Linked DNA regions of Homo sapiens: region 1 is linked to region 2. A link is an interaction called in ENCODE POLR2A ChIA-PET data of the cell type or tissue named here. Cell type or tissue: PC-9. All regions are shown on one strand. Links, peaks and the distances in the headings refer to the core of each region. The heading gives the core; the rest is flanking DNA. Region 1 has its middle 8.2 kb from the start of DLG1. Region 2 overlaps DLG1 (discs large MAGUK scaffold protein 1).

Region 1 (2,920 bases), core at 149-2,648, 210 kb after region 2:
CTCTTGGAAAAAGACTCCAAAAATATTAGAACAAAGAGAAACTTGTTCCTCCATCCTTAATAAAAAGAAGAGTGGCTAGGCGCGGTGGCTCACACCTGTAATCCCAACACTTTGGGAGCCCAAGGCAGGTGGATTGCTTGAGGTCAGGAGTTTGAGACCAGCCTTACCAACATGGTGAAACCCATCTCTATTAAAACTACAAAAATTAGCCAGGCATGGTGGTGCCCGTCTGTAATCCCAGCTACTCAGGAGGCTGAGGCAGGAGAATCGCATGAACCCGGGAGGCGGAGGTTGCAGTCAGCTGAGATTGTGCCACTGCACTCCAGCCTGGGTGACAGAGCAAGACTCCATCTCAAAAAAAAAAAAAAAAAAAAAAAAGGAATTTAGATGCCCAGGCTCCCACATATTCAGACCGGTGACCATCTTCCCTCACTCCTCCAAAAGGCAAGAATTTGATTTATTGGAGAATAAGAGAAGTTTTAGATTTGGAACTACTAGACTCAGAGGAAGATGGTGGTGCATTATAGTACAGGAAACTAAGGGAAAATCTGTGTATTGAACAGAGATAACTCCCTCACACCCACCTCCTTCTTCCTGCTAGCCATAGCTGGAGTACCCTTCAGAGAGAAAAATGGAATTGCCTCAGAAAGATCAGTAGATACTCATAGTTGGAAGGCTTACAACGAAAGCCTAAGCCATCAGAAAAATGCAAATAAAAACCACAGTGAGGTAGACTTCACACCCACAAGGATGGCTCTGATCAAAAAGACACAGCTGTTACCATCATAACAAGTGCTGCAAAGGATGTGGAGAAATCAGAACCCCCATACACTGCTGCTGGGACTGTAAAATGGTGCATCCACTTTGGAAAACAGTCTGGGAGTTTTTTGAACACTTGGACATGTAATTTCCATAGGATGTGACAATTCCACTCCTAGGTATACACCAAAGACAACTGAAAACACGTGTCTATACACAAATATTCATTACAACATTATTCGTAATAGCTAGAAAGTGGAAACAACGCAAATACCCATGAATTGGTAAATGGAAAAATAAAATTGGTACGCCCATGTAACATAATATTATTCAGCAAAATAAAGAAGTGAAGTACTGATACATGCTATGACATGAGTGAACCTTGAAAACATTATGCTGAGTAAAAGAAGCAAGTTACAAAAGACCACATACTGCAAATTCCATTTAGATGACATATCCAGAAAAGGCAAATCTGTAGAGAGAAAAAGTAGATTAGTTGTTGCCTAGGGTTGAGGAGCATGGGATGGAAGGGGTTGGAAGGTGAGGGCTAAGGAATGAGGTTTTTTTATTTTAATAAAAATGTTCTAAAATTAACAGTGGTTTTGGACTCACAGTTCTGTGAATATACTAACAGCCATTGAACTGTGCAGTTTAAATGGGTGAATTGTATGGTGTGTGAGTTATATCTCAATAAAGCTGCTTAAAAAAAATGTCAAGCTGGTCATTTTATTGCCCTTCAAGAATGCAGACCAGGCCAGGCACGGCCTGTAATCCCAGCACTTTTGGGAGGCTGAGGTGGGCGGATCACCTGAGATCAGGAGTTCGAGACCAGCCTGGCCTATATGGTGCAACCCTATCTCCACTAAAAATACAAAAATGAGCAGGGCGTGGTGGTGGGTGCCTGTAGTCCCAGCTACTCAGGAAGCTGAGGCAGGAGAATCACTTAAACCCAGGAGGCGGAGGTTGCAGTGAGCTGAGATCGAGCCACTCCACTCCAGCCTGGGCAACAGAGTGAGAATCTGTCAGAAAAAAAGAATGCAGACCAATCAATGAGCCTCTCAAATATCTCAAATATACACAGAGCCTCCAATCAGCTCAGCTTTCAACAGGAGGAGCCAACCAAGGGTCACCACACATTATGAGAAGGCTTTCAACCTGAGGCTGGACATGGCGGCTCACGCCTGTAATCCCAGCACTTTGGGAGACTGAAGTGGGTGGATCACTTGAGGTCAGGAGTTCAAGACCAGCCTGGTCAACATGATAAAACCCCATCTCTACTAAAAATACAAAAATTAGCCAGGTCTGGAGGCATGAGCCACTGCACCCAGCCTCACTAGGAAGATTTAAATGTGGTTCTGCCTATAGACAATTTTAAAATTACTTCTCAGAACCTTTCCAAATTTAATATGTATGTGAGTCCCTAAAATTCCTGGAAACAAATAGAAGATCCCCTTAGAGTGAAAAAGTCAAGTTTCTTCCTCCTCCTAATGACAAAACTCCATGTAAAATCACTATTTAGGCTAGGCACAGTGGCTCACGCCTGTAATCCCAGCACTTTGGGAGGCTGAGGCAGGTGGATCACCTGAGGTCAAGTGTTCAAGACCAGCGTGGTCAACATCGTGAAACCCTGTCTCTACTAAAAATACAAAAATGAACCGGGCATGGTGGCAGGTACCTGCAATCCCAGCTACTCAGGAGGCTGAGGCATGAGAATTGCTTGAACCCGGCAGGCAGAGGTTGCAGTGAGCTATTGCGCCACTGTACTCCAGCCTGGGCGACATAGCGAGACTCCTTCTCAAAACAAACAAACAAAAACGAATGGATTTAAACAAGTTGGCAAGTCACTTTGCGTGCCACTACATTTTGAAATGTCAAGGGGGATTGGGATGAGAAAGTAATTCAAGAAATTGCTATATATGATGAAAGACTGAATACACACCAGACCATATATGACAACAGAACTCTGTGATCCACAACCTCTGCAGCAAGCAACCCAGGAAATCAGACAACAACCACTGCAGTAATTGGCCTAAAATAATCAGAACTTGGTCAATGACTGCCAGCTTCCCTATTTTTTTTTTTTTTTTTTTGAGACGGAGTCTCACTCTGTCGCCCAGGCTGGAGTGCAGTGGCGCGATCTCGGATCACTGCAGGCTCCGCC
Region 2 (2,920 bases), core at 329-2,828:
TTTAAAGCTACATATTAAAAACTACTAAATCTATTAATGACAAAAGTTTAAGCACCTTTTCAAAAATATTGCAGTTACATGGTTATAAACACATATCTTTTTTCCCCTCTATTTATAACAAATTGCAGACAACTAGGTCATTTCAAATCTGAGTTTCTTATAAAGCCTGTCTTACAGCAAATAACTTCTCTGGGATTTTGTGTAGGTTAAGATGACAGAGTAAGAGTAAGCATGATTATTGTTGAGTTACTCTTTCTTTCACCATAATCATCAACTTTGTTTTACGGATAATAAGCTCAACTGAAGCAACAATTCATCAAAAAGCTTAGAAACATTTAAAATTCCACATTAATAATAAAATATTTTACTATCCTTTCAAAATTACAACAAAACACTTAAAATAAAAACATAAATAGCCTTAATAGTAGAATGTATCCATCATAATTAAATAAATATCAATCCATGGCAAGTTGTCTTTGGTATGTGTAGAAACAGCTAAACTATAGACTGATGAATGGAGATCATAAAAATATATCATGAGTTTATACTGGTTTTTCTAATGAAAAATTAGGACCACTGGGTTTTTACTTAAGCTCTCCTATTTTAGCGTTGTATCTGCTTTCTTGGATATGAGTAATTCTGGTTCTCAAGATAGTGGAGATAGCAGAATAAAAGTACCGGCATAATGACTTACTTGTTTTATCCAATATTACAACAGTGAATTAGACCACCAACACTACTACCATGATATGATTACTGTAAACAGTTAACTATTTCCTGTAGCTTTTAATCCTTAGGCTATAGCTAGAGATGTATGGTTGAATTATTGTTTTCTTTTTTTATTTTTAGAGACAGGGTCCTGCCCTGTTGCCCAGGCTGGACTACAGTGGCACAAGCATAGTTCACTGCAGGCTTGAGCTCCTGGGCTCAAGCAATCCTGCCTCAGCCTTCCGAGTAGGTGAGACCATCGTGTGCACCAACATGCTTGGCTAATTTTTAAAAAATTATTTTTGGTAGAGATGGCATCTTGCTGTGTTGCCCAGGCTGTTCTTGAACTCCTGGCCTCAAGCAGTCCTCTCGCTTTGGCCTCTCACAGCTCTGGGATCACAAGTGTGAGCCACTGTACCTGGCCAATTACCATTTTAAAATCACTTGGAATAGTTCCTTCCTGAGTATTACTGTTGCCAAGTGGATACACATTTAGATTCATTTGTACTTTATTTTCAACTTCAATTTGCCTTTAAAATTTTTCATTGATTTTATAAGTAGGTAAAATAACTCCACAGTCAAATCTATAAAACACAGGTATTTAAAAGTCCAGCTTCTATCCCTTTTTCTCATCCTATTCTGTCCTGATCCTTATATGTCAACATTTAAACAATATAAAGATACCCACAAACACGCAAATACATTTACATTTATTCCATATTTTTATATCTGTATATATGTGTGTATATATACACACAAACATCACAAGCATAATACATTTCTTTTCTTTTTGTTTTTTCAGACGGAGTTTCACTCTGTCACCAGGCTGGAGTGCAGTGGCGCGATCTTGGCTCACTGCAACCTCCGCCTTCTGGCTTCAAGCGATTCTCCTGCTTCAGCCTCCCAAGGAGCTGGGACTATAGACATGCGCTAACATGCCCAGCTAATTTTTGCATTTTTAATAGAGACGGGGTTTCACCATGTTGGCCAGGATGGTCTCAATCTCTTGACCTCGTAATCCGCCTGCCTCGGCCTCCCAAAGTGCTGGGATTACCCACTGTGCCCAGCCAACATTTCTCTTCTTTCTTAAACAGTAGAATACACATTTCCCTGCTTTGCTTTTTTCACTTAATAGTAAGTATATCCAGAAGATCACTGCACAATATAGAAAGATGTCATCCACGCTTTTTTTTTTTTTTACAGCAATATGCAGTCCTTTATTTTTAACCTTTACTTCTTTGTGGTAGGTATGACTCTTATGTACTGCACAGGGTTAAATTCTGCTTCATTAGCAAGCCTGAAAATTGTCTGCTTTTATGAATTAACTTTTGATATAACTGAAATTGTTCTCAGTTCTGTTCTTACCATCCTGTCTTATTTATTCAAGCTTTTAACATAAATAAACCAGTGGCAGATTATATTTTCCAAAGATGCCTGCATCCCACATGCTCTTGTACACTGTGACCTTGCAATTTCCCCATCGACAGGTGGAATCTAATTCCCCTCTCCTGGAATCTGGGCTAGTGCTTTGGGTCATTTGTATGCCAAAAAATGTGAAAGTAATCCCGTATGACTTTCAAGGTCAGATTAGAAGAGGCCATGAAGCTTTTGCCTGGTTCTTCTGTAATGCTTGTTCAGTGGAAGCCAGATACCATGTAACAAGACTGTTCTAAAACCACCATACTGCAGAGGTCACATGATGGTGCTCTGAGCCCAAACTTCTAGCCAGTACCACCAACACATAAGACAAGGAGAGCAAAGCCAAACTGGGCCCTCCAAAGCAGCTCATTTGCCACCTAAGTCCCACTAAGTGACCTCAGTTGATGCCAGAAGGAAAACAAGAACCATCTGGCCAGAATCCTGCCTGAATTCCTAACCTACAAAACCTATTAAAAGGCTGTTTTAACCTATTAAGCTTGGGGTAGTATCTCATGAAGCAACAGTAACTGGAGCACAGTCTCACTATATGGTTTGTTCTTTTAAGTGTGTGTGTAACAATTCAGACACGCTTGTCCTTTTGTTCTAATGGCAAACTTTTGTTTGGCTTTTGTCTTTTGGTCTCCTCCTACAAGCAATCTTCCCAGATTGGATTGGAAATACTATCCTTTTATATCCAGTTAAAAACTTTAAAGCAATTAGGAGGCTTATTCTGTTTTCATATTATCCTCAAATTCTGTCCCCATTTTCTAATAATTGTACCTTATCAAAATTG

What was found. Peaks named below come from ENCODE experiments on the same cell type or tissue, not always from the same donor. Only the 100,000 strongest peaks of a DNase experiment are listed, where the experiment ranks them.
Region 1: POLR2A ChIA-PET joins it to region 2 with 10 read pairs; 3 of 35 experiments call an interaction of 5 or more read pairs at or near these places.

What each region holds. Positions count from the first base shown.
Region 1 is chr3:197,305,341-197,308,260 of GRCh38, forward strand. No RefSeq gene overlaps it. Among named protein-coding and RNA genes, the nearest start is that of DLG1, 8.2 kb to the left of the region's middle. In PC-9, for the core only: no CTCF peak of the experiment used is centred there; a DNase peak (open chromatin) is centred at 1,201; H3K27ac peaks cover 2,116 bases.
Region 2 is chr3:197,091,671-197,094,590 of GRCh38, forward strand. All of the region lies in intron 14 of DLG1 (discs large MAGUK scaffold protein 1), which reads right to left. Among named protein-coding and RNA genes, the nearest start is that of MELTF, 63 kb to the left of the region's middle. In PC-9, for the core only: no CTCF peak of the experiment used is centred there; no DNase peak of the experiment used is centred there.